Linked DNA regions of Mus musculus: region 2 is linked to region 1. The links are chromatin loops, found by intact Hi-C in ENCODE. Cell type or tissue: gastrocnemius. All regions are shown on one strand. Links, peaks and the distances in the headings refer to the core of each region. The heading gives the core; the rest is flanking DNA.

What was found. A loop is a pair of places that touch in the nucleus more often than their neighbours do. Peaks named below come from ENCODE experiments on the same cell type or tissue, not always from the same donor. Only the 100,000 strongest peaks of a DNase experiment are listed, where the experiment ranks them.
Region 2: it touches region 1 in a loop (2.5-fold over the local background); 6 of 42 quality-filtered maps call a loop at or near these places.

The regions. Positions count from the first base shown.
Region 1 is chr10:43,578,720-43,581,628 of GRCm38, forward strand. It overlaps Cd24a (CD24a antigen), which reads left to right and starts at 450. Exons shown (of 2, transcript NM_009846.2): 1 at 450-603. The coding sequence starts at 535. In gastrocnemius, for the core only: a CTCF peak has its summit at 1,165; DNase peaks (open chromatin) are centred at 444, 1,279 and 2,226; H3K4me3 peaks cover 2,500 bases; H3K27ac peaks cover 2,500 bases.
Region 2 is chr10:43,683,387-43,686,295 of GRCm38, forward strand. No RefSeq gene overlaps it. Among named protein-coding and RNA genes, the nearest start is that of Gm40632, 9.1 kb to the left of the region's middle. In gastrocnemius, for the core only: no CTCF peak of the experiment used is centred there; no DNase peak of the experiment used is centred there.

The DNA of each region.
Region 1 (2,909 bases), core at 117-2,616:
CCTTGCAGCCGGCACTTGACAAAAACCAGCCCTGAGCTCCGCGCAGTCTGCGCGGCGCCCGCGGCTTCGACTTTTCGTGTTGGGGGGTAAGATGGCAGGGCCGGGGAAACAAAGGAAACTTGGGCCGGCCGGCGTGTGTGGTTCGTGTGCTCGCCCCAGGTCCCGTGTGGGAGTCGCCTGCGCCTGTGCATGCAGCCTGCCCGGGGAAACCCTAGCTGTGCCAGAGCCCGGGGCGCCCGCCCACCTGCCGCGCTGGCCGCCCCGGGACATCCCAAGTCACCCCGGGCCGGTGCAGGCGGCGGGGGAGGGGCCGTGAGAGCCGCACAGGAGGGTGGGGGTGGGGGCGGGGAGGCGGCGGGGGAGGAGGAGAGCACGGGTGGGCGGGCGCCGCACGTCACGGCTATTGTGGCTGTCCCGGTATATAAGGTCCCGCCGGCCGGCCGCGCTCCCCACCTTGCCTGCGCCCGCGCGAGCTTAGCAGATCTCCACTTACCGAACATCTAGAGAGTCGCGCCGCGCGCCGACGGAGCGGACATGGGCAGAGCGATGGTGGCCAGGCTAGGGCTGGGGTTGCTGCTTCTGGCACTGCTCCTACCCACGCAGGTGAGACCCTGTTCTCGATTGGGCACTGGAGACGCGTCCTGGGGCTTGTGTGTGTGTGTTCGCGCGCGCGTAGGAGGGGCAAAGTCTTTGCCTCCGGCCAGGCACTGGGGTAGGGGGAGAATTTTGTGTAACTGACTTGGGGAACTCGTGGTGTGGATTCCCTCGAGAGAGCGCCCCCTTCCCTTCTCACGGAAGGTCTTCGCGCTCCCTGCGAACCACACAAAGAGAGGGAACGGTCCCCTTCGGGGGAGCGTGGCACACGCCCATCCTCCACCGTCCAAACTGGTTTGGAGATCACCCAGGAAGCCCTGGTTGTGGCTTTATCTCCCACAGGTCTTGAAGCTTAGTTAGGGACCTCCCGACTGCACAAACTCTCGCGGTGCGACCCCACACCTCCATCCCTGGCCACCTTAGGAGCCCCATCCCAACCTAGAATCCCCGGGCATTATAGAGACGGAGGGCAGGACTGTAGTGTCCCGATTCTCCGTCAGGCTTTGTCCTAGTCCACAGACGCTTCCTCTCTTAGATTTGTCCCGGGTACAGATCTTGCCCCCCAACGCCATGGGTGGCGCTGCTCTAGCTGCGTTAGGGTGAAGGCGCCGCGCCCAGAATGAGACCTGGAGCTGAGCCTGAGAGACTGGGACGGGACTCAGAGAATCCGACTGTAGCTTTTCACTGCGGTTGGTTCGCTTAGGGATGTCCCTAGGGCTTTTTGCCCCTGAAAAGTTGGGAGCGCCGGATTTTTGGTCCCTAGAGATCCAGGGTCCGGGCTCACCTGGGAGAGCAGCCCAAGAGCTTGAGGCGCGCTTCGTCTTCCCCTTCTCAGGCAGGGTAACTATACCCCATTGTCTTCTCGCTGCGGGTTGACTGTGCCCCGGGGCCTTTCTCAGTTCACCCGATCCCCCATCTAGGAGGGGCTGGGCATCGTGAAACTGGTTGGTCTCACTCAGATTCCCTTCTCCCCAGGGCGCCCCCCCCCCCCGAAATGTTGAGAGGGAGGTGTTGGTTAAACAAATCAAGGGAGATTGGTGGAGAAAAACTGTTTAATGCCAATTTAATAATTAACGTAAAATTTTGTTGATGGTGTTAGAGAGGACCTCTAGACTCAGACTGAACATTGGGCTCCTTTTTCATCATCATTATTATTATTATTTAGTTTTTTTGTCACCTGCTGTACTAAAAGCTCTTTGTATAAATGAAGAGCGGTTACTTTCCGGTACCCCTAAGACAGGCTCCCTGTTTTAAACAACTTAGCATATTAATGTTTTCCTTTTTGTGTGAATGCCACTTCCCGATAGGACAAGCTCTCTTACACACAGTAGGCACCCAGTAAGTATAATTGACTGGATCAGGTGTGGCTAATCTACTTTGGACACAATTTGCACATTTCTTCAGTCAATATTTGGTTAATGACCTTACGCCTGTAGAACAAAAGGTGCTGATGTGGGAGGGCTTATCAAGGGGCCGCCGAAAGTACGTGTGGCTAGATTCTTTGCTGGGTGCCACGTCGCCCTCTCTCTTGCTTGTAATCGGAAGCTCTAGCAAGCCCTGGCAAACCCTCCTTTCAGTGAGGGCTAAAAACTCGGATCAGCCTTTGTTCCATGACAAAGGAGAGTATCACGTGCCTCGCCGGACTGTGCATTTCACGGCTTGCAAAAGCAGCGGTGAATGTGCCACTAGGTTGCTGGGACACAGGGAAAGCCTTGGTTTCGGTCACAGCGTCTAGTCAGTCACCAGGCAATGAGCTGGTGAAATTTAACTCCAAACCCCGCCTTATGTGAAAGGGAGGATGTTTTAACTGAAATCCTTCTGCCGCAGAGCAAGGAGTCTCCGATATTTATTTGAAATGCAGATTAAATTAATCACTGTTGCTGCTAACCTCTGGCGCTGGCAGTGAAGCCTGGCCCCTGAGCGACATCCCTAGGGTGGCCAGCTCCCAGTTTTCAATTTGAGACATTTTTTTTTTCAGGTTTTGGGAAGGGTTATAATTTCAAGATTTCAAATGAGCAGATAGGATACCCAATGTCCTTTTCAGTTTTAAATGTTAAGATACTTCCTTAAAGCAGGCTGTGTGAAGCCAGAGACTCAGCATATCAGGCCAGGCTGTGTGGTCCAGCAAACTCTTAGATCTCAGTCACCACGCAAGTCACCATGCAGACACACGGCCCCTACGCCTCCCTCCCCCTGTTTTGATTGGTTTTGAGATAAGCCCCACTATGAACTGCTGACTGGGCTGGGTTTTTGTTGTTGTTGTTGACTAGAATTTAGAGAGACCTGCCTGCCTCTGCTTCCTCCTGAGTGCCAAG
Region 2 (2,909 bases), core at 132-2,631, 100 kb after region 1:
GTGTGCATGGGCTATACTTATTGATATCTACTATTCAAAATCAAAATGAGACAACAACAGAACAAGGAAAGCAAGCACACTCCAGCATTCATAAGCACTGTGAGGACATCGTGTGCAAAACTGCAGTGCACACCAATGAGAAATGAAAAGTCAAACAAGGCTGGGAGGCAGCCCAGTTGGAAATGTGCTCGCTGCGCAAGCATGAGCATCTGAGGCTGTGGCCCTGCGCCTATGTGAAACACACGAATGCCGCACTGTGTGCCTGCACACAGTCAGACTAGCTGAATAGCCGAGTTCCTGATTAGTGAGAAACTGGAGACCGGGCTGGAGAGATGGCTCAGCAATTAAGAACACTTGCTGTGCTTTTAGAAGAAGACCCAGGTTCAGTTCCCAGCACTTACATGATAACTCACAACCATCTATAACTCCAGTTTCAGGAGATCTGATTTCTCTTCTGGCCTCTGCTGGGACTAGTCACACACTTGGTGTATAGACATGCATGTGGGTAAACCACTCACATAGTTAAAGTGAAATTAAAATTAAAAATAAGGTGATAAGCAATAACAAGAAGACACCTGATGTTGCACACACACACACATTATACAGACACACCATACACAAAGACTCCATAGACACACACACAAACACCATACATATAGATATCATACACATACCATATGCATAGACATCATACACATACACCACATACACACACACACACACACACACACACACACACACAGAGACATCATACAGACACACCATACACAAAGACTTCATAGACACACACACAAACACCATACATATAGATATCATACACACACCATATGCATAGACATCATACACATACACCACACACACACACACACACACACACACACACACACACACACACACACACACCACACGGGTTCTTGACACCACCCAGAGTGCTGTCTTTGAAACAGCCTAGTGGAAGGCTGAAGCTTGTCGTCTCCTCCCCCAACACACACCACACCCCTGGCCCCACCTGCCTCTACCTGGGCTGCCAAGCCAGCGGGAGCTCAGAAGAATGCAGCCCCACCAGGCGCCTCTTTTCTTTGCCCTGAGGGAAGGCATGTGACTCCTGACTGGGGCCCAAAGCTCCATTCCCGGTCCTCAGGCAGTGCTAATGTGTTTGTGGGAACTGCTTCGGAGAAGATGAGGCTCTTTGGAAATGGAATTTGGAGTGAGATCCTTTTTAAAGGCTCGGTTCCATAGAGCCAAGGGAAGGCCTTCCGAGGGTTAGCAGGCCTCACAGGCCTCACAGGGGACGGGCACTGGGAGCCCAGCACGTTCCTGCACCTCTTCTCTGTTTCTGACTGAATCTTACTCTTGGTACCTGGCATGCAGTAGGGGACTCACAGCATTCTGACCTGGGTTTTGTGGATGAGGCAACCGAGGCTCAGAGAACTCTGCTCACAAACCATGTCAACACAGCAGGAAACTGTGCAAGAACACTCACTTCTGCCTCCTCGGTGGCCACAGTTTAAACAGTTTGCAGTAACCACCCAGGAGCCCACAGCTAAAGGGCTCCTTTAACTTTCACTTCTAAAAACAGACAGACAGACAAACAAACAAACAAACAAACAAGCAAACAACCCAAACCTAGATGGGCAGTGGTGGCATGTGCTTTTAATTCCAGCACTCTGGAGGCAAAGGCAAGCATATCTCTGTTAGTTCAAGGCCAGCCTGGTCCACAGAGCTAGCTCTAGGACAGCCAGGACTATACAGAGAAAACATGTCTCGATATAATAGTAATATAAAATAAAAATAACCTTTACTTCTAACATTTTAGGAGATCTGACAGAAAAATGTGTTGGGCTAGAAACTGGGACACATGACTTTTTTTTTTTAGTTTTTAAAAAATTTACATTTATCTACTTGTTTATTGTGTATGTATGTGTATGTGTGTGTGGTGTCTGTGTTGTGATGTGTATGTGTATAGTGTGTGTGTGTGTGTGTGTGTGTGTATACTCCCCAGAGCGCTCGAGCACAGGTGTACTCACCTGCGGGTTGATGCCACAGTATGCCCGTGAAAGTCACAGGGACAGCTTGCAGGACTTGGCTTTCTTCCTGCCCATGGGAGTTCCAGGGATGAAGCTCAGATCACCAGACTTGTCTGCAAGCTCTTTTGTCCACTGGGCCACCTCACCAGTTGCCTTTATTTGAATTCTTTATGAAGTTTTACAGTGCAAAATTAATCTGACCCACGTTCCCATTTCCATGATCCCTTAGAAGTGAATACTGTGTGTAGGTCAGAGACATGACCCAGGACATAAGCCCATACTTAATCTTTCTGTGTCTCTGACTCTGTGTGTGTCTCTAACTTGCAAATCGTTGACTCTTTCAAGTTTCCTTAGTAAAAATGTTTGGACTAGTTTCTTCTCTTCTTTTCTGTTTAACCTCACACCCTCCCCTCCAACATCCCCCCAAAACTTCCTGAAATGATTGCAGATTCCCCCCCCCTAGACTCCATGCTAAGCAGGGGTGATGGTGTCTCCTCCTCCATCGTCTTTCCTGGTGGATCATTGCAATGGTTTTCTTCTCAATGCCATGGCTACATACTTGCTAACAAAGCAACTCCAGGGAGCAGAGGTTTGTTTTACCTCATGGTGAGGGATGGAGCCCTTCCTGGCAGGCAGACTTGGTGGCAGGATCCTGCTGGTCAAGAAACAGAGGCAGCAGTGTTGGTTCACATTCTCCTTTTCTGTTTTATTCGGTTTAGGGCTCCTGACCCTGGAATGGGCTGTCCTTATTCAGGATGGGTTGAAATCTCTCAGTTATCGTCTCTGGAAATAGCCACAACAAAAGGTGTAGTCCACTAACGCCTTAAACATGTCTTAATCTGACCAAGATGGCACACAAGCATCTGTCTACGGCTGTGATCA